Regions from separate parts of the Homo sapiens genome. Here region 1 is linked to region 2. A link is an interaction called in ENCODE POLR2A ChIA-PET data of the cell type or tissue named here. Cell type or tissue: MCF 10A. All regions are shown on one strand. Each heading gives the region's core, and the rest is flanking DNA. Links, peaks and the distances in the headings are about the cores only. Region 1 overlaps CROCC2 (ciliary rootlet coiled-coil, rootletin family member 2). Region 2 holds the start of LOC107985787 (a long non-coding RNA gene).

Region 1 (8,002 bases), core at 1,253-6,252, 88 kb after region 2:
GGATTAGTGTGGGGGCTGGGTTAGTGTGGGGGCCGGGTCAGTGTGGGGGCCGGGTTAGTGTGGGGGCTGGGTTAGTGTGGGGGCTGGGTCAGTGTGGGGGCCGGGTCAGTGTGGGGGGCCGGGTCAGTGTGGGGGCTGGGTTAGTGTGGGGGGCCGGGGTAGTGTGGGGGGCCGGGATAGTGTGGGGACTGGGTTAGTGTGGGGGGCCGGGTTAGTGTGGGGGGCCGGGTTAGTGTGGGGGGCTGGGTTAGTGTTGGGGGCTGGGTTAGTGTGGGGGCCGGGTTAGTGTGGGGGCCGGGATAGTGTGGGGACTGGGTTAGTGTGGGGGGCCGGGTTAGTGTTGGGGGCTGGGTTAGTGTGGGGGCCGGGTTAGTGTGGGGGCTGGGTTAGTGTGGGGGCCGGGTTAGTGTGGGGACTGGGTCAGTGTGGGGACCGGGTTAGTGTGGGGGCTGGGTTAGTGTTGGGGGCTGGGTTAGTGTGGGGGCCGGGTTAGTGTGGGGGGCTGGGTTAGTGTGGGGACTGGGTTAGTGTGGGGGCTGGGTTAGTGTGGGGGGCCGGGTTAGTGTGGGGGCCGGGTCAGTGTGGGGGCCGGGTTAGTGTGGGGGGCCGGGTTAGTGTGGGGGGCTGGGTTAGTGTGGGGGGCCGGGTTAGTGTGGGGGCTGGGTCAGTGTGGGGACTGGGTTAGTGTGGGGGGCCGGGTTAGTGTGGGGGGCTGGGTTAGTGTGGGGGGCCGGGTTAGTGTGGGGGCTGGGTCAGTGTGGGGACTGGGTTAGTGTGGGGGGCCGGGTTAGTGTGGGGGGCTGGGTTAGTGTGGGGGGCCGGGTTAGTGTGGGGGCTGGGTCAGTGTGGGGACTGGGTTAGTGTGGGGACTGGGTTAGTGTGGGGGCTGGGTTAGTGTGGGGGCCGGGTTAGTGTGGGGACTGGGTTAGTGTGGGGACTGGGTTAGTGTGGGGGGCCGGGTTAGTGTGGGGGGCCGGGTTAGTGTGGGGGGCCGGGTTAGTGTGGGGGCTGGGTTAGTGTGGGGGCCGGGTTAGTGTGGGGGCTGGGTCAGTGTGGGGACTGGGTTAGTGTGGGGGGCCGGGTTAGTGTGGGGGGCTGGGTTAGTGTGGGGGGCCGGGTTAGTGTGGGGGCTGGGTCAGTGTGGGGACTGGGTTAGTGTGGGGACTGGGTTAGTGTGGGGGCTGGGTTAGTGTGGGGGCCGGGTTAGTGTGGGGGCTGGGTTAGTGTGGGGACTGGGTTAGTGTGGGGGGCCGGGTTAGTGTGGGGGCCGGGTTAGTGTGGGGGGCTGGGTTAGTGTTGGGGGCTGGGTTAGTGTGGGGGCTGGGTTAGTGTGGGGGGCTGGGTTAGTGTGGGGGGCCGGGTTAGTACAGGCAGGGTGGGGGCCGGGCAGAGGCCCCCTTGATAAGCCCAGGCATGACATCGTCAGCTCCATCTCAGGGTGTGAGTGGGTGATCCACACACTGGACTCAGGTGTGGCTGGTGGCCAGGGTCTGTTGCCAGGGTCCTAATGTCAGTGCTCACTGACAGCGGTGGCGGGGGGGGCTCTGTCCCTCTCCGCCACTCTCTCCCTGTCATTCATGAGGCTCTGTCTCTCTTTGCCACTCCCTCCCTGTTATTCATGAGCCAGGTTGACCCGTGGCAGGGAGGATGGCAGAGCGTGGAGAGGCTGCCACGTGGAAGGCTGGCACCAGTCCCGTCCCCCATGGTGAGCAGCCCCTGCTCCTGGCCTGTGGAGCGGGGGAGGGGTCTGATAGCGATGGGTACAATCGTGATGCAGCTACTATAATAGGGATGCTGCTGAGCCGCTCTCAGAGGCTGGGACGGTGGTGCCTGGTTGCGTGAGAGGCCCACGCTGAGCCCAGGAGGCTGAGTGTTTCACTGTTTCCACTCGGCCTGGGGTCTCCCCACAGCAAGAGGGAGCGCGCTGCAGGCCCCCACACTGCCCAGCCACTCAAGTCAGTCCCCCTTCCCAGCCGTGCCTTCTCCAGCCCCCTGCCCTGCCCTGCCAGGCCATGGAGGCCTGGGTTGGCTCCCACAGGGAAACTGAACTCACAGCTGCTTTGGGAAGAGCTGTCAGTAGCCCCAAGGCACAGAGGGTCCCACTGCCTCTCGGGGGGATGGCTGTGCTTCCTGCAGCCCTGACTGCCCCGCACCTGGCCTCACCTCTCCTCGGCAGCCTCCAGACGGCCAAGGGCCTCCTCCAGATCCACGCTGTGCTCCAGCTCTGACCTCCGCAGCTGAGCCTCGGTGGTCTCCAGCCGGGCCTGCAGCTGGGGAGGAGCAATAGCCCACCTGGTCTGGCTGCTCCTGAACCCGCCAGGCAGGGGCTGGGGCATCTTGGGCACAAAGCCGACCTTAGTGGGGAAGAGAGGGCTCCCTGGGGCCCCACAGCAGGGGCTGGGGTTGGGTCTGGTGAGGCCCAGGCCCTTCCACACAATGAACCCGACAGGTGGCCTCCTGCCCTGTGCCAAGTGCCCACGGCTGGCAGAGGAGGGGAGGGGCAGGGGCATGCTGGGTTGCACTGATGTGCCAATCCCATCAGGCCTTGAGGACAGTGTGAGTATGGTGGCCCAGTGGGGGCATAGCTCTGGGGGCTGCTGGAGCATGCCCACATTTCATTTACAGATGGGTAAACTGAGGCCCCACTGCCCCAGCTACCTGGGCAGCCCAGCCGTCAGTGTAGGGGGAGGGGCTTCAGGGCTTGGTTCAGGCACACAGGGGCAGGATGGAAGGTCACAGGGCTACCTCTGGGGCTGCCCCCTGGAGATTGAGTGTGGTTCCTCTCCATCTGGGCCTCCTGCCTGAGTCCAGCACCTCACCTACAGGGAGCAGGACCACACCCACCATGATGTGGGCCCACTGCCCAGGGCCACTCTGCCACCACTGGGCCAAGACCGAACTTGGGCCCAGGAAATCAAGGGCCAAGGATGGCCTAGGTGGAGGGGTGGAGGGGAGGGCAGCAGGCCTGGGGCCTCAGCTGTGGCTATGCCTGGGCCAAATGCATGGGAGAGCCAAGGGGCCCCTCCTCAGCCACAAGCTGGAAGAGAAGGTGGCGTTGGAAGACCCTGGAGGAGCCGGGCGGGGTCTGGGGGTGCCACCCCAGGATGGAGATGCCATGGTCAGGCACTCTGGCCACCCAGACCCCGTTCCGCCTGTCTTGGGGGTAACTTGGAGTTAGACCCAGCCTCCTGGCACCCACACTTTGCCTGCTGAGCCGCCCGGGAGCTGGCGTGCACTGGGCTGCTGGCGAGTTTGGATCTGACTCACGCAGCTTACTAATCTGTCGGCAGCATTTCTGTGGCTTCTATTCCCACTGGCCTGTTCCCAACATCTCCCCACCCTGTGCTAGGAAGATGCCTCCCCCAAGGCCTCCCCACAGCTGTAGGGGCTCCCAGGAAGAGTAGGCTGGCTGGCAGCTCACGGATGTGCTGGGGCCCCCATCAGGTGGGGTGGACCCCAGCTCCTGCCCTCAGGGGCTCCCAGGGGTGCCAGCAACAATGGATGGAAACGTGTTTCCCGTGTGGGGGTCAGGGCGTGATAGAACTGGGTGGGGAGCAGAGAACGGGCCCCTCAGAGAGCTGAGGGCACCGCTGTGGGGCTGGTGCTGCCATGATCCTGGGAAGGACCCTTCTAGAAGGTGAGGCCCCCTGGGGACCCCTCAGGCATTCAGTACTGGCCACTGGTCAGGTGACTAAGAAGGGGCCAGATCTGCTTCAGGGGTTCAGATCTCAGCCCCAGTAATGGTGGTGTGGCCTGGGTGATCACTGGCTGGCTCTGAGCCTCTACTCCTTATCTGGAAAGTGGGGTCATCTGACATGCCATGCAGAACCAGGGGGGCTCTGAAGATGGCATGGGTGTGGCAGGGGCCCTGAGTACCCCACAAGGTGGGCTGGACACCCCACTCCACGCACTGGCTCCTTGCCAAGTCCTGCCTCAGAAGCCAGCATGTCTTGGAGCGGCTGACATAGGAGAGAGGCTCTGGCCTAGCAGGTTTCTTCACCTTTCTGCCTCGGTTTCCCTGTCTACACAATGGGAGGCCTTCCCCAGCTCCACATTTTGTGACTAAATATGCCTCTTGCTCACCTCACAGGTCACCCTGGAAGGCACTACAGCCACCAGGGGACCAAAGATACAGCCCTGCCTCTGTCCCCTCTCCTCTGAGGTCCAAGCGGCCCCGGCCAGCCTCAGTTGTCAGAAAAGGGCCAGGGAACTGGGGTGGAGCCATTTCTCTGCGAGCTCCATCTGGGGTTGGGGTCGGTGCCTGCTGGCCTGCTTTCCTCTGCTGTGCAGGTGCCAGCTTTGTGCCAGTGCTGGGCAGAGCACTGGGCCCCGCGAGTCAGGACTGGCCAGGCCACCCCACAGGGCTCCCGGGCAGGTGCGGGGACAAGTCAGTGCCTAAGCTAGGTTGCGAGACCTAGGGGACACGCTGGGCATCAGAAAGGCCTGGGCACGTGCTGCTTGGCCTCCCACCTCTGGCCTCAGTTATCCCATCTGTTGCCTCAGTTTCCCTGTCTGTTGCCCAGGGTTTGAATGTCACGTGGCTGACACTCTGTCTTTCCGAGTCTTAGAAATTGCCGATGGTCCCAGGCTCTGACTGCCGTCCCGACAAGTGACCCCTCACGAAGGGCCAGGCTGCCACCTCCCGCCTGCCCTGAGTCTGCTGCACACACGCACCTGCTCGCTGACCACACGGCACCTGCTGGCCAGCTCATCTCGCTCGGCGCTGGCCTGGGCCAGCAGGTCCCCCAGCCGGGTCAGCTCCTCCTGCAGGAGCTCGTTCTCCTCTTGCACTCGGGCCACAGTGGCTGTCGGCTCCTGTACCCCTGCTGCACGGTACCTGGGTCAGCCTGGGTGGCCAGACCAGGGCCCACCCACACTCAGCCTTGTGCCCTGTCTCCACGGTGGGACCCTGGGCTGGCCACCAGGCTCCAGCTGCTGGACCTGCCCCCATCTCCTGGGAGGGGTCCCAGATCTGAGCCCGGGACCCTAACATAGGGAGGCAGACTTCATACTCTGAGCCCCACTTCCTCTCATGTTAACTGCAATCCTACCACCTCGAACCCCAATGCAGACCCAGGCCCAGGCCGAGCCCCAAACCAATGGCAGCAGAGTGTGTGGGCGGCCTGGACGCTGGGCACTCGCGCTGTCTATGAAGTTGTGAGCCCTGTTGCTTCTGGGGGAAGGGACCTGGTCCCCGAGTAATAAGGTGCTTTTGTAAATACACACACAGCCAGTTCCCCGGGCCTGCAGGAGGCTGGACAGACCCTGGGAGAGAGGGATCCCTGGGACCCATGCACGAGGGAGTCCTGGGCACACACAGGACAGGCGGCCTGGAGCTGTTTCCTCAGCTGCCAGGTGGATAATTGGAGGCAGAGCAGGGGCCTGGGGCGGGTGCAGGACAGGCAGAGCCCAGGGGGGTGGGCGTCTGTGCTCCCTGAGTGCCAGTGTCCAGCATTTCCACGCTGAGGAAGAAACCACCAATGAAGCGGAGACGCAGGTGGCCACAAGTGTGCCACACAGCGGCAGCCCTGCTCAGGCCCTGCTGAGTGCCCTGTGGGTATCGATATGATGCCCCTGAGGGTGGCCCTGTGGGGGGTGAGGCCAGCCCCAGGCCCAGGACTGTCCCCCACGCCGTCACCTTGGCCAGCTGCAGGCCCAGGACTGTCCCCCACGCTGTCACCTTGGCCAGCCGCGGGCCCAGGACCGTCCCCCACGCCATCACCTTGCCCAGCCCCGGGCCCAGGACCGTCCCCCACGCCATCACCTTGCCCAGCCCCGGGCCCAGGACTGTCCCCCACGCCATCACCTTGGCCAGCCGCGAGCCCAGGACTGTCCCCCACGCCGTCACCTTGGCCAGCACCGGGCCCAGGACTGTCCCCCACGCCGTCACCTTGGCCAGCCCCGGGCCCAGGACTGTCCCCCACACCATCACCTTGGGGTGGCTCCTCACTCAGGCTGCCGGCCACGATCTCACGGATGCGGGTGGGCACGGGGGTGGGCGAGGCCTGCCGGCCTTCCCCACGCACGGTCAGCGCCCGGTCTTCCCTGCTGGCTGTGGGACTCAGGATGGTGTCCTCCAGTCTCTGAAAGACACCCCCAGAGATACCTGGAGATGGCAGCCCCCAACAGCTGCCAGGCACCCTCTACGATCCCACTGAATGGGAGCCGCCACAGGGCCACCCCAAGGCAGCAGAGTGCCCTGGAGAGGACAGGGTGAGGCTGGGCAGGTCACTCAGGCGCATGCCTTGGTTCTGCACCTGCGGAGTGGGGCTGCGCCTGTCCCCAGGTTCTGGAGAGGAGGACCACACCCAGCCGAGGTCAGCAGGAGCAGGTACTGCGCTTGGGGCTCTGCCCTGTCTTGGTGGGGGCTGGGCTGAGCGCTGGCTAAGCGGTTGCCAGTTCCCTAGGGGATGCTGACAGGCAGGTTCCTTTGCCTCTGCTCCACAAGAAACCCAACATCCTCGCCCACCTGGAGCAGGTGGTCTCACAGCTTGTTTGCACGGTGGGGCCAGAGGAGGGACCTAGATCCCACGCAGCAGTCACAGAGCCCAGTGTGTTTGTGTGTGTTTGTTGGGGGGTGGGGGCTGAGGATGGGTCAGAGGGCTGAGGCTGAACCCATCCTTCTCTGCTCAGCTGCCCACTGCCCCTCCACAGGCTCGGTCCATCGGGACCCAGGTGGGTCCTTCATGAAAGCCGACTGCCAGGGAAGAGGCTCCAATAGGCCCAGAAGTGGGCAGGAAGGCCCAGGACCTGGGCTCACACTCAGGAGGTGTTTGCTGAATGGCTGCCCTTCTGCCCCAGGAGTGCCTGGGTGTCCTGGGTACCCCAGCCTGGTTTTGAGGGTCTTGGGCTCTAATGGCATTTTGCCGGGCAGGGGCACAGCTTGGGGAGGGCCGGGACCCCAGGGCAGGGGACTCCTGCCAGGTGAAATAGATTACCGACTGTGGGCAGGACACACAGGCCGCCTGTGCCAAACCAGCAGAAGCCCAGGCAGGATCCCGCAGGAATACGCAAGGCCACAGCTGTCCCCGGCCTGCTGCCTTAAGGATATCTGAATTTCAGGCAGTGAATTAACTACTAAAGGGTGACTGGATGCTTGCCAGGGGAAGCTGGGAGGGGATGTCCACTCCTAGGGCTCTCCAGCATGGCACGCCAGAGTCCACCCAAGTCCTCCTTGCCTGGCTCCCACGCCAGCACAGAGGACCCCTCTCCCTGGGGTCCGCAGGGCAGCTCCCCCACCTTGTGCCTCCTGGATTTTCCTCCTGACCAGGGTCCACGTGGGTGACCACCTGGCTGCCTCCTGCCTCCCATCTCTTGGCCCTCCCTGAGACCCTGCTTGCGTCCCCGGACTCTGACCTCAGGCCTGGGCTGGTGGCTGTGCCCTGCTCCCCCACCCTCCTCCCAACCCCAGCCAGGCCTCCTGCACCTGGTGCATGCTGTCTGGCTATCCCGGATGCTCCCTGGACACAGGCCTCCTCCTCCATCTGCACCCCAAAGATCGCGGCCCCCCTCGCCGGGGTTGGAGAGTCACCGCAGACCCAGGCTCAGCATGGCGCCTGGAGAGGCCCTATTCCGACTCTGCTGCCCTGCAAAGGGCAGCCACTCAGCAAACGCCTCCCCACTATCAGCTGAGGTCTGGGGCCAGCCCGCCCGTCCTCCCGACAGCCCGTGCACCAGGGTCTGTCTCTCAGTCCCCTGGGAGGTCTTGGGAGGCGCCTTCACTGCAGGTTCCCCCATTGCCTCTTCTTCTGGAGGGAGTAATGGGCCCCCCTTGGGAGCAGCAGCCCAGTGGGGGAGGGGGAGGGAAGTCCCTGCTCCTCCTCCTGGGCCCAGCTGGGACCCAGGTGCCAAGACCACCAACCAGGAGGAGAGCTGCTGGAAGGGGCTCAGCCATTCTGTTCTAAACCCCTTATTTTGCACAGCGGAGAACGGAGGCCCAGCAGGGTGGCAAGAGGCACCCCAGGCTCCTTGATCAGAGACCGTCATGCTCCGCTCAATCCCC
Region 2 (8,002 bases), core at 1,259-6,258:
GAAAATTAAGTTGAGTTCATAGAAGCAGAGAGTAGAAGGATGGTTACCAGGGGCTGAGGTGGGAAATGGGGAAATGTTGATTGGAGGGTGCAAACCTTCAGTCAGACAGGATGAGTAAGTTCTGGGGTCTCCATGTAATGCATGGCAACCGTAGTTAACAGTACTGCTCGTGGCCGGGCGCGGTGGCTCACGCCTGTAATCCCATCACTTTGGGAGGCTGAGACAGGCGGATCACGAGGTCAGGAGATCGAGACCATCCTGGCTAACATGGTGAAACCCTGTCTCTACTGAAAATACAAAAAATTAGCGGGCGTGGTGGCGGGCACCTGTAGTCCCAGCTACTCGGGAGGCTGAGGCAGGAGGATGGCGTGAACCCAGGAGGCGGAGCTTGCAGTGAGCTGAGATCACGTCACTGCACTCCAGCCTGGGCGAAAGAGCGAGACTCCATCTCAAAAACAACAACAAAAAAAAAAAAAAAAGAAAAAAAAAACACAGTACTGCCTCGTTTAATTGAAATTTGCTAAGAGAGTAATCTTAAGTGTTCTTGTCACACACGTGCACACACACGGTAACTGGGTGGTGATGGATGTATAGATTCATGCGATTCTGGTCGTCATTTCACAATGTGTAGGTATATTAAATCACACAATTTTGTCTGTCAATTTTGTCTCAATAAGGCTGGAAAAATTCAATTAAAACAACAACAATAGCAGACCCAAATGTGTACCACTGTAAAACAAATAGCCTGTGGTCTATTCATACAACGATACAGAGGTGATGATGAAGTAACAGCACCACCAGAGATGTGGATGAGCCACCCTAAAAACACCAGGGAGGGAAAAAGGCGAGTGTGAGAAGGCGCTTTCACAGGCCGGAGGGGCTGCCCTGGGGTGGCGATGCAGGGTGGGGCGGTGGCAGCGTCTGCTCTCGGCCTGGCAGTGGGCCCACCAGGGTTTGCGTTACGTTTGATCTTTTTTTGCACGTTTATGTTTTGTACCCTTTTTGGCATGTGTTTTGGAAAAAAGAGCTAAGGGTTAGAAGTGACAAGTGGTACCTCTGGGTTGGGGGAGAAGCATCTGGGGGCAGGAGGCCGCTGTGGCCGAGGTCCCTGGGGCTGGGCCACCTGCCTGGTGTGGGGGACCTCCCTGCTCTGCCCCTCGCCGCACCCCCCATGCTCTTCCTTAGCTGGCCCCACTCCCTGCTTGGCTCCTGAGCCGCTGCCCTGAGTTTTCTGTCGGCCTTTGAAGTGGGAGCCTAGCTTGCAGGTGTGCGGTGTGCAGAGGCCTCGGGCCCACCCGCCGCCTGCCCCGCTCCAGCTTTCCTCTCTCCCCACCCCAGAGAGCTGCTGCCCTCCCCGCTGGGGGCTGAGCCAGGGAGGAGGCAGAACAAGCCGGCCCTGTCCCCTGCCAGGACAGGGCAGCCAGGACAGGGCAGCGCCAGCACCGCAGTGCAGGGCAGAGGCCCGCGGGACTTCCTTTCTCCAGATGTGGACGTCCCAACGTCTGGTGGAAGGGGGCTAGTGGGCAAGGCCCAGGCCAGAGGGCCCAGGAGCTAGAAGCAGGGCAGGGAGCCATGTGGCAACCCCTCTCTCCCCAGCACTGGGGTCCCTCTCCTTCTTCAGGGCTGGGAAAACGCTACTTCCCAAAAAGTGACAATTCTATTATTGTTATTTGCCTACTTGCTATAGCACCTTGTAAAACATGTCATAGAGATGTGGAAAACAAGGGGAAAGGATTAGCCTGTCTCCCAGCCGACGCCCCTGTTCATGGCTAGGTGTGGACCTGAGCACTCGTAGAGGAACAGTGCGGGTTTAGTCCCTCGTCCTGACTTCGGGGGCGGGAATGCCAGCAGGCTGCCCAGCGCTGGCACCTCAGACACCTGCTGAGGGCCAGTGTTTGTCTGCTGGGGTCTGGGGCCTGAGGCCAGCCTGGCAGTCCTGCCCAGCGCCACTGGGACACTTGTAGAAATGTAACCACTCCATGTGCCAGGAGACCCAGGAGACCTGCCACCCCCAGGAAACCCAGGAGACCCAGGAGACCTGCCACCCCCAGGAGACCCAGGAGACCTGCAACCCCCAGGAGACCCAGGAGACCCAGGAGACCTGCCACCCCCAGGAGACCCAGGAGACCCAGGAGACCTGCCACCCCCAGGAGACCCAGGAGAACCAGGAGACCTGCCACCCCCAGGAGACCCAGGAGACCTGCCACCCCCAGGAGACCCAGGAGACCCAGGAGACCTGCCACCCCCAGGCAGGGAGGGAGGGCAGTGTGCTTGTTCTGGGTCTGCAGGGTAGAGATGCTGCGGCAGGCCCTGGCTGCATCCCCCAGAACTCCAGTCTCTCCCTGTGGATCCCATCGTCCAGGGCCTCCCCGTGGCCACCGTCTGGTCTCCTTTGGGGTCCCGGCTCTGCCTGCAGCCTGAAGCCCAGGCCCTGGATCAGTGCTGGCATCGCTCTCCTCCCAGCCAAGCACCAGCTGCTGAGAAAAACAAGATTGCCACCTGGATGTTACAGTCCCAGGTAGGTGACAAAGGTCCTGGGAGGGGCTCACACACAGGCCGCCTGGAAAAAGCTCTGCGTTGGACACAGCTGAGCACCTTAGGCACCCCGGTGAGTGCCCCACGCCCCGCCCTCACCCTCCTCTCTCAGGCTGTGGTCAAGGCCAGCCAGCCTCACGGTGGCCTTGCCATGGAGGGGATGCTCTGACCCCTCTGAGCAGGCTGAGATTCTTGGGCTGCTGGTCAGCTGCTAACTGGGGAGGCCCCAGGCCACATGGAACCTGGAGCTGCAGTGACTTGGGGACTTGGAGGAGGCTCCTCGCCCTCCTCCATTGGGGGCGGGGCTGGCCAGGGGCACTCAGGGCTCTCCTGCCTTTCCTGCAGGACGGGGCTGACCCTCTGCTGGCTCAGGAGGAAGCACAGAGACGTGCTCCAGTGGCATTTCCGACTTGGATGAAAGCAGGAAAGAGCTGAAGCGTCTGGGGAGCCTCCAGGAGGTGACCTCGGGCTGAAAGTGCCGATATGCAACAGCCTGCTCCCCCGGACCTGAGCCAAGGGGCTGCTCTGAGCAGGGCAGGGTGGGCCTGGAGGGGAGCCAGGGACCCAAGAGACTTCCGAGGGCCCCAGGAGCCAGGAAGCAGCACCCTGGCTCCGCAAACGTTAGATCACAAAGGGCGGCTCTGCGGTTCCCTGCTTTGACTCCTCTGCCAAGAGTGAAACAGCACAGCCTCGAGGTGTTTTAGAAGCTTGTTTTGAAAAATGCAGGCATGTCTTTTATTTCCTGGCAGCTTTCTGGGCAATTAGGATTCCTCCCACAGGCACAGCGGGGGCTGGCGTCCTGGGCCGGGGGATGGGCAGGGCCTCCGGGGCTGAAGGGGATGGTCTCCTGCTGAGCGGCCTCACGCCAGCCCTGAAGGGAAGGAGGCTGGCCCCTGGCCCAGCCACCGACGGCAATACTGGGCTAGGCCTCCGGGGAAACACACATGGGACGCCTCCGGGGAAACACACATGGGACAGAAGCAGTCACCCAAGGGGTTGTTCCAGTGGGAGGGAAGAGAGCTACCACCAGGGAGAGCCAGGGTGACTTCCTGGAGGAGGGGACATCTGAGCTGCATTCAGCGCCCCCGGACAGGGGAGGGGTAAGGGAGGGGCTCCCAGGAGAGTGTTGATGCCATGTCCTCTCTCTCCTGCAGACTGAGGTGCTGGGTCTCCCTGTGGCTTCCCTGTCCCCATGGGGCCATGCCCCCAGCCCCCGTGCCCTTTCTCATGCCCTGTCCCTCTTGCTGCCCTCACAGCCTCTCCCTCTCCACCAGCCCCTCTGCTTCCTTGTGTTGACAGCAGCTCCTGCCGCCTGCTCCTTGCCTCACTTGCTTCCCACTTTGGCCAGGTGCTCCACCAGTCCCTATGGTCAGCAGGGCCACAGCCCAATCCCCTAGAGGCCCCAGGGTGTGCCTGGCCTGGAGGCAGTGGCCCCACACTGTCTGGGTGTCCACACCTGCCCTTTCCATCCATCTCCAGCCTGGGCTGCTGCCTCCTGGGCTCTTGAGATCTTGCTGCCTTCAGCCTGTCCACACCTCAGAGGGAGGGGCCTCCTCACAGTCACCCTGCATCTCTGCAGTGGCCACTGGGCCACTGTCACCTCCAGCCACCACCATCAGAGATGCAATCTTGAGATGCAAACCTGGTCTGTCCCCCACTCCCCACATACCTGAGAGTCTTACTCATGGGCACCCCCGTCACTCCTTCAGGACCCAAGCTCCATCCCCATGTCCTGCCCCCAGTGAGCCTCCAAGGCTGCCTTGCCTGCTCCACTTTGCCGCCTCCAACCCACCCCAGAGCTGATGGCAGGAAATGTTTGCTGAAAGATGGGTTTGAGGGCCCAAGAGGCCGTGCCTGACCCTTGACAAGCTCCTGGACAAGCTCAGAGGACAGTGTGATCCTGGGCTGCCCTCCTGTGTGGAGGCATTGGGGTCAGGGGCCTGGGCTGGCCACAGTCCTGCTCCCACTTGGTGCTCCCTGACTGGCCCGCAGAGCCCAGAGGCGACTTCAGCATGTGCTGAGCCCCGGGCACCACGGGAGCAGGGCAGGGGCTGCACACAGTGGTGTCTAATAACTGACACCTGCTGGCTGAATGAATGACTTGCCCTGCTTTGCAAAGAACAAGAGAATGGATGCCAAGGCACCTAGGTGTTGAGGCTGGTCCCCGTAGATGATGTATGGGGTGTCCCACCTGCCTGGTCGCAGACAGACGGCAGTGTGACCAGGCCCCGACCCTTCCAGCCTGTCTTGCCCTTGGATCTGCCCAGAGCTTCCACCCCCACCACCAGTCAGAACACCAGGACACCCTGTCTGGCCTAGAAGCCCATGGACAGAAGGAGTGCAAGGAGTGCTATCAGGTGGGACCCTGTGGGGGCAGCTTGTCCTGGCCACCCCTTCGTGGTGAATAGGAGGCAGGAGGAGACTGGAGCCTGCAGAGTAGGTTAGTTAGGAGTGCCCCGGGTCACCACGAGCAGCCCTCGGAGGGAGGGGCTGTGCTTCCCAGGTGGGGCTCTGAGCCAGCCCCAGGAGCCCCTGGTCACGGCACTGACTCTGTTCCCCCACTTGGGATCTGCCCTGGGTGGTCTGCATTCCTGCCACGCCCCCAGGTGGCCCTGGAGCAGCACAGAAGCCTGCTTTGGAGACACACGTGGTCCGGACCTGTCAGAGCTGGGGAGCTGCCACCTCCGGGCTGTGCTCAGTGAGTCAGGTGGTACGGCCGCCTTCACCCACGGCAGGGTGTAACTGCGAATGCCCTTCTGGGCAGTGGCAGACAGAAGGAAGGTGCCCTGAAAAGCTCCCTGCCTTGGATCCAGTGAGCCCACGTGGGGCAGTTTATTGCAAGGGAGGGAAAGAGAGGGAGGCCTGCACGAAGGCCCGTGTAGGACAGACACACATCGATTCAGGAGACTGAAACACCACAGAGCCAATAACTAGCGGCCGGTTAAACCAATCACAGTGTAGCCATAGAATGGAATCTTGTATTGTCATGAAAAAGCATGTTTTCACAGAAAAGTTAGGGCATGGGTAAATGCTCGTGGCGTAACATTGAAAGAAATAGGCAACACAGAGACCCATATGAGATGGTAACCCGAAGTCTGTTTTGTAAAACCCTACCCTTGAAAACAGATAAGGAAGAACTTCACCAAAATGTTAAAAGCACTTATTTTTGGGTGATGGAATTACGGATATATCATCCCAATGATCACAAGATGAACAATAGTTATTTACTGAGCGGCTTCTAGGAGTAGCACTGTTCCGGAAGCCTGACAGCACAGCGAACAAAACAGACAAAAATAAATACATTTAATACTAAAAAAAGACGCATTGCTGCTCTTCCGTCTCCTTAAATCAGAGCAAGGGTGCAATCAAGGTTTTGGACTGAAGGAACGAACAAATGAAGTAGTGAGTAAGTCAACAGTGAATGAATGCACCAAGTTTCTGTGGGGAGCTGCCTGGGAGAACGCGGTTTGGCCGGCTGGCCACTTCTCTGACAAGAAGCTCTAGCTTCACCTTATCACCAAAAACTCAGGAGGATATGAGAATAAGCTGTAGACCTCATGACCCTCTGCACCCTAAACATTTTAGTATTTCCCATCAACAAGGATATTCTCTCATGTAAGCATATACAGTCACCCACAGCAGGAAATTTAACACTGATGCAAAGCTATCAATACTGTTTTCCCCCTCATTTATATGTTTCATCATTTATTTACTTACATCAGTGTGAAGCCACGGATTTCTCCTTTAATAGATTAGAATCTGTACCTATCATTATTTGTTTTAATGCTCCAATTGTCCCAAACACTGCCAGTGGGAGCCCCTTCTGGAGGGCCTCTGTGTCCTTTTGATCCATCTCCATCCTTCTCCTAGTGTTTCCTTACTTTATGGCACAACAAGATGTTCCAGGCTCATCTTGCACTTCTCTTGCCACGACCCTAGGATCTCCAAGGCACCCTGGTTCTTTTTAGTGGAGACTAGTGTTTAGCAGCCAAGATCTGAGCATGGAAGTGCCCTCTGCTATTGAGGTATTATTGCTTCCATTTCTCTCAGTGGACAGAGCTAGGAACTGTGGATGTAGGTAGACACACAGATGTATATACCCATGTCTACACCCATCTGTCATAATACACACACGGAAATATGTGCTATGAAGTTATACTGATATGCTGAAGTCAAATCTAACACAAAGCCACAGGTTTCATTTGATGTTTCCTCCTTTCCATATCTGCAACTCGTATCTTCAAGAGAAGCGCATACCATTCTCAATCTATTTACTCACTGGCTCAACAGCCTCAACATTTCCAACCCATACCACTGTGGAAAACAATGCTACACTTGGAGTTTCATCATTGTTCACCATTCTTTTCACTTTTGTTCACAGATACATAGTCAAAGTATTGCATTAAAAAGTATATGCTGAAATTAGTAGACAGTAATTTTAAAGCAATTATTATAAAGATGAAAAATATGCTAGGATAGAAAAGGAAATGTCAACATAATGAGGGAAGAAATGAAAAATGCAGAAAAGATCCAAATACAACTTATAGGAGTAAAAAGTGAAATAGATGAAACAAACATACTCTGAATGGGATGAATAGGTTAGACCGTGTAGAAAAAAAAATCAGTGAATTTGAAAACATAACAATAGAAATATTCAAAATGAAGGACAGGCAAAAAAGACTTTAAAATAACAAAGCCTCATTCTCATTCTCAATGAGCTCTAGGACAATAGTAAGAAGTTTAATGTACATACAATTTGAGTCTTCAAAAGAGAGGAGAGAAAGGACAGAAAAAATATGTGAAGATGGCTGAGATTTTTTTCAAATTTCATGGAAACTATACGCTCACAAATCATGAGTCTTAATGAAACCAAGCAGAAGAAATATTTTTAAAGCCCTACAACAATACACCTAATAACCAAATTGCTGAAAAGCAGTGATAAAAAGAATATCTTAAAAGGAATCAGAGAAAAAAGATGCATATGCGGAGGGACAAAGATGGGAATGACAGCAGACTTCTCATTACAAACTATGCCAATCAGAAGACAACAGAGCAGCATCTTCAAAAAATTTAAAACACAAACAAAATCCAAAGTCAGTTTGGAATTCTACACCCACCCAGCAGAGCTATCTTTCAAAAAATGAAGATAAAGAGATTTTCAGATTTTAAAAAAACAGTGATAATTTATGCCAGCAGGTCTACACTATAAGAAATATTAGAGGAAGTCCTTCAAGCAGAAGGAAAATGATATAAAAATGGAAATCTGGGCCAGGCATGGTGGCTAAGGTCTGTAATCCTAGCACTTTGGGAGGCTGAGGCAGGCAGGTCACTTGAGGCCAGGAATTCCAGATCAGCCTAACCAACATGGTGAAACCTCATCTCTACTAAAAATACAAAAATTAGCTGGGGGTGATGGTGGGCACCTGTAGTCCCAGGTACTCAGGAGGCTGAGGCAGGAGAATCATTT

The links. Peaks named below come from ENCODE experiments on the same cell type or tissue, not always from the same donor. Only the 100,000 strongest peaks of a DNase experiment are listed, where the experiment ranks them.
Region 1: POLR2A ChIA-PET joins it to region 2 with 5 read pairs; 4 of 35 experiments call an interaction of 5 or more read pairs at or near these places.

What each region holds. Positions count from the first base shown.
Region 1 is chr2:240,916,807-240,924,808 of GRCh38, reverse strand. CROCC2 (ciliary rootlet coiled-coil, rootletin family member 2) reads right to left here. Exons shown (of 32, transcript NM_001351305.2): 2 at 5,933-6,083; 3 at 4,675-4,826; 4 at 2,164-2,270. Among named protein-coding and RNA genes, the nearest start is that of CROCC2, 14 kb to the right of the region's middle. In MCF 10A, for the core only: no CTCF peak of the experiment used is centred there; a DNase peak (open chromatin) is centred at 3,288.
Region 2 is chr2:241,005,303-241,013,304 of GRCh38, reverse strand. The region is part of intron 1 of SNED1 (sushi, nidogen and EGF like domains 1); the gene reads right to left. It overlaps LOC107985787 (a long non-coding RNA gene), which reads left to right and starts at 1,360. Exons shown (of 2, transcript XR_001739175.3): 1 at 1,360-2,518; 2 at 2,881-5,853. RefSeq lists enhancers at 1,968-2,571, 2,572-3,177. In MCF 10A, for the core only: no CTCF peak of the experiment used is centred there; a DNase peak (open chromatin) is centred at 3,264.